2 separate regions of the Homo sapiens genome follow, and region 2 is linked to region 1. The links are chromatin loops, found by intact Hi-C in ENCODE. Cell type or tissue: IMR-90. All regions are shown on one strand. Region 1 overlaps MAGI3 (membrane associated guanylate kinase, WW and PDZ domain containing 3). Region 2 overlaps LRIG2 (leucine rich repeats and immunoglobulin like domains 2).

Region 1 (2,500 bases):
AGTGTGCTCTAACCTGTAAGAAAATGTCAGCTTTTCAGAGAAGTCACTTTTTGGGCTATTAAATTATCAAAATCTTGACTTGATACAGCTCATGAGGGCTTTGCATATAACTAGTGCTCAATAAAATGTTATTGATGACAACTTTCTCTGGTGGCCGCTGTCCAAATGATAAGAGTTTATCTCTAGCTGACACTCGCACCACGGAGCCACCTGAGTGCCCCTCTCTGCCTCCCCCGCTTGCCTCTCCTCTTCTCCCTTTATTAGGTTGACAGCTGTACTTTGTGTCCTATACCTATTATTCCGTATCTCCAGCACCTGATATGGTGCCTTGAATATTCATATCAGGTGCTCCATAGATATTTGTTGAAAGAGTAAAATGTATGGATAATAATTCTAGATACTGAGAGAATTATTGTGTGTGTGTGTTTTTATTTTTAAGATCAGTTCCCAGGACTTATTACTGGGTGAACAGGACTGGGGATATATGAAGTAATTAGCAACAATCTTAGTGTCATTAAGAAAACAAGAAATGTTAATTTGTAACATAGATGGAAGGATATTGAGAATCATTGAGAGGTTCTTCCTTTCGGTCTGGTTAAGATTTAGAGAGGAGAGAGAAAAAAAGTGTTCTGGGATAAGGAACTGAGAAATAGCTGAATGGAAAAGGTTCATATTAGGGAATAGTGTCAAACTTAAATATTTAACGTAGAACATAATCAGATTTAGAAAATATTAAGTGTTTGCTGTCTTTGAGGCAACATGTATTTTCCTACACAACATGCGTTTTTACTTATATTAGTCTCAAAAACTCTGAGATAGGTGACATTATCCCCACTTACAGATTTAAAACTGAGGCTCAAGGAGACTTAGTCACTTGCAGAGATCACTCATCCTGTGCAGGCCACAGTGTGACCCAGGTATGACCCTAGTCCGTCGTCCTCGAAGATCGGTTCATGTGCTTTCCGCTATGTCAGGTCTTGGCTTGAGTCCAGTTTGGATTGGATTTCATTGATAGGCAGACAGTTTCTTAACAGGTTGTGAGATAATATAAGCCATGTGGTAGAAATATTTTGTCATTTTAATACATTTGTAGTGGATGTTGTTTTTAAAACGACAAGACTGCCTATAAAAAAATAGTGATTTGTTTAAAAAAGGGAACATTCTTTTTCCCTATTCTTCCTACTTCTTTTCTTTTGGTTCTCCTATTTTTTTTCCTTTCTCTTTTCTTTCCTCTCTCTTCTCTGTCCCCATAATTATTTTTCAATAATACAAAACTGAACTTGAATCTTTGTTCTATTTATCAAAAGATGTTTTCTCCAAATTATTTTTTATCACATTTTTAAAGTGACTTAAAATGTTAAAAGGATGTTTACTGGGTGAATTTACTCCTCTGAATTTCCCTCTCAGAAGAGTCTTTTTCATCTGTAGTTTTGTGTATGTAGGTCTCTGCAGAATTTCTCCCACTCTGAGGGCCTGTCTACCATAAATCTTAAAGCAATGGCTCCCCCTCCTTCCCCTCATTCAGTTTTAAAGTTAAACAGAAATGACACCTGGTGGCAAGTCTGTTCAATTACAAGTTTTTGTTGTTTTTTTTTTTTGCAGTTTATTGCAGGAAAAGAATAAAAAGTGTTCTGGGTTGGAGAGCTTAAGCTAAAGAATGTGATTGAAATAAATTATAACCTCAAACCTGTTTTACAAGATATGCCCAAAGCAGTGTCCAAATACTATCTACTTTAATTTTCTTTATCAGCAAGATTATATATCTAGTGCTAATTTCTTACCTACATTGCCTCATGAAAATGATTCTTCTTCCATCATTTATCAAGGGAAATCTAAGTATTGGCTTTTGTTTCACTTATATATTCTGGATAGTAAGGGGTTTCTAAATTATTCTCCATCCTGCTGTCTTACTTTGGTTTTATTAAGGTGTTTTCATCTTACATATTAAATCCATCAATCTTGTTTCTGATATTGTCCATTTGTTCAAGAGTAAGCCTCCCTTGTTTAAAATAAGTATGCAATAAGACCTTTAGTCTATTTCATAGTTGACTTGAATTTTTTTGCATTGTATAGAATGGAGTGCAGTCTACAGTTAAATCTTCGTAATGATACACTTTAAAATAGCTTGAAAACTAATATTTGCACTTGGTATATAATCATGTTTTATCTTAAGTCCTCCCAGAATCCCACGAAATAGGTACTAATATTATCCTCATTTAACAGATGAAAAAAATGAGACCACAACACTAGAAAGAGGTGGAGCACAAGATGTGAACCACAGCCTCCTGACCGCCTGTGCCATGCTGTATCTGTAGAAAGAGTTGGCCCACTGACCTTTGTTAAATATTGAGTCCTTCTGTTTTGTTACTTCTGGATTGGCTTATTATTATTTCTATTCTTTAGTCACCTTGCAGCTAGCTTCAACTCAAAGGAACTTCTGGATTGTTTTAGTAAGCTCTTACAAATATTTGAGTATTTGCTTTTTGGAATTTCAGTAATA
Region 2 (2,500 bases), 550 kb before region 1:
CATTAAGTGTTCATGAAAGAAATGCATCAACAGTAAATCCACTTTTACTGTTGGATGTCTTAGAAGAGTTAATACAAAAAGGGTTTAAGAAGGACCAGAAATGTAGTCCCATCTTTTTTGTAACTTTGGGGATGCCTTCATTTTTAATCTGGTCCGTAAGTAAGGAAATCAGCAAATGAGAGTGCTTCGGCCCATTGGCGATTTTTTATGTGGGGTATCCTAGCTTCTTCTTACTCGAAGTCTGGTCTGTTGACTATCAGCATCACCGTTACCTAAGAGCTTGTTAGAAATGCAGAGTAATGACCCCAGAGCAGATCTAGCAAATCAGAGTCTACATTTTAACAAGATCCTCAAGTTATTTGTGTGCATATTAATTAAAACTTGAGAAACCCTGCTCTAGCTTACTTTTCACATGGATTTTATTTTTATTTCTGGGTATTTGTTTTTATAATGTTTGGCTAGCTTTTTCTAAAATGTACCCTATGAAGTTAATATAACTTTCAGTAAACAGTCTTTGGGAAAATAGTTCACCATTGTAATTAAAGAAGAATGAGAAATGCATATTTGAAACCAGTGTGCAGATAATCTGATTTAATACAGCTCCTTTTGACTATCATTTGTTGTTAGAATTGTTGACATGCTAGGAGTTGGAAGGGAATGGCTGTTTATTTTTAAAACAATTTTGTGACATATTTAAAGATATAATGGCTGCACTGAATCAATGATTATTACCTATCATGAAACTTTCATTACAATATGGATACCATTTTGTCTTTTAGTTCTTTTCCATGTGTCTAAAGAGTTTTATTTAAAAATTTTGTGGCCGGGCACGGTGGCTCACGCCTGTAATCCCAGCACTTTGGGAGGCTGAAGCAGGCGGATCACCTGAGGTTGGGAGTTCAAACTAGCCTGGCCAACATGGTGAAACTCCTGTCTCTACTAAATATACAAAATTAGCTGGGCATGGTGGCACATGCCTGTAATCCCAGCTACTTGGGAGGCTGACGCAGTAGAATTGTGTGAACCCGGGAGGCGGAGGTTGCGGTGAGCCGAGATGACGCCATTGCACTCCAGCCCGGGCAACAAGAGCGAAACTCCATCTCAAAAAAATAAATAAATAAAATAAAAAATTTTGTAGCAACAGAATCGCTAAAATAACAGGTGACAGTAGACGATATATAGTATGATCTCAGTAAATAATTGGTTAGGTTTGTGAAGTAGAGGGATTTGAAAGACCATGTTCTGGTGGTGGTTTTTGTGTGTGTGTGTGTGTGTGTGTGTGTGTGTGTGATTTCAGTGTCCCTATTCAGGAATATTGAACATCTTTATTTCTTTGAGGATTTGGCTAAAAGGATATTAAGTTTTACCAGTCACTACTGATAATTCTTGTCTTTCATTCTCAGAAACATTGCAGCGGCCCGTGTGGAACATAAACAGAGAACTAGGCCTGCCTCATCCTCCTTTTTCCCAGCAGCCAGTCCATGAGTCACCACAACTTCATCAAAATGAGGGCCTGGCAGGGAGAGAGCCAGACTGTTCTGCTTCTTCCATGTCCTGCCACAGGTTACAGGATCATGCTTTTGATTTTAGTAGGACTCGGAACATTCAAGATGGTAGTGAGGGCACATGAAACTCACTTCAGGATGAAATCTGGGCAGAGACTTATTAATTAATTTTGCATTTACTACCTCAGAGCTCAGAAGAAACTCCGAAGTCAGCATTTGCTTTACTCTTTCTTTATGATTGCATCTGACCGCACCAAGGTGGGCCATGCGTTGTTTGGTCTTATACCTGATGAAGAAATGGCAACAGCTGACAGAAATGGGTACAGCTCATCAAAAATGTGCAGCACCGGCAGAGGGAAGATACGGGGCAAATGTGCTTCCTGATGCTTCCATGGGGATGTGCCCTGGTGTGCATCTGCTTGTCAGGAAGAGTCACATTGCTGCTTAACATGCTGGATTGCCCTAGTCTTCAGAATGGTCCTGAGAAAACATCACTACTTCGATGTTCTACTTTGCTTTCCAAGGAGCAAAAATAACTTTGGAGCCTTCTGGGAAGTGTGCCTGGGATTCTTCAGTGGTTTCAGGCAGATAGTTGAGACTGGGGCTTTGATATTCAAGGTCTTTGGCAAGAATCCCAGGCTTGACCAACTGGTACCAGGTCAAAGATTTTTGTATTCTTGTGAATTTTTTTTTTTGTCCCTATTGCCCAGGGATGTCATTGTAAATATATGTGCATTTATAAATAATTTTTGTATTCATTGACCATATGTGTTGGCTGCAATGTAAATATTTTTGATATGCCAAAATTATATGTAATATCCAGTTATAATATTGACAAGTAGCTTCTCAGATCACAGATTTTAAATAACTCAATTTAGTGAGATCTAAAAATTTTATTTAAAGTATAAAAACTGTGGCTCACACCTGTAATCCCAGCATTTTGAGAGGCTAAGGTGGGAGGATTGCTTGAGGCCAGGAATTTGAGACCAGGCTGG

Evidence for each region. A loop is a pair of places that touch in the nucleus more often than their neighbours do. Peaks named below come from ENCODE experiments on the same cell type or tissue, not always from the same donor. Only the 100,000 strongest peaks of a DNase experiment are listed, where the experiment ranks them.
Region 2: it touches region 1 in a loop (5-fold over the local background); 9 of 110 quality-filtered maps call a loop at or near these places.

The regions. Positions count from the first base shown.
Region 1 is chr1:113,676,528-113,679,027 of GRCh38, forward strand. The region is part of intron 19 of MAGI3 (membrane associated guanylate kinase, WW and PDZ domain containing 3); the gene reads left to right. Among named protein-coding and RNA genes, the nearest start is that of PHTF1, 82 kb to the right of the region's middle. RefSeq lists an enhancer at 800-1,094. In IMR-90, a CTCF peak has its summit at 1,555 (motif pointing left); DNase peaks (open chromatin) are centred at 954 and 1,534.
Region 2 is chr1:113,122,472-113,124,971 of GRCh38, forward strand. LRIG2 (leucine rich repeats and immunoglobulin like domains 2) reads left to right here. Exons shown (of 18, transcript NM_014813.3): 18 at 1,404-2,500. The coding sequence ends at 1,630. Among named protein-coding and RNA genes, the nearest start is that of LRIG2, 51 kb to the left of the region's middle. In IMR-90, no CTCF peak of the experiment used is centred here; a DNase peak (open chromatin) is centred at 1,460; H3K27ac peaks cover 240 bases.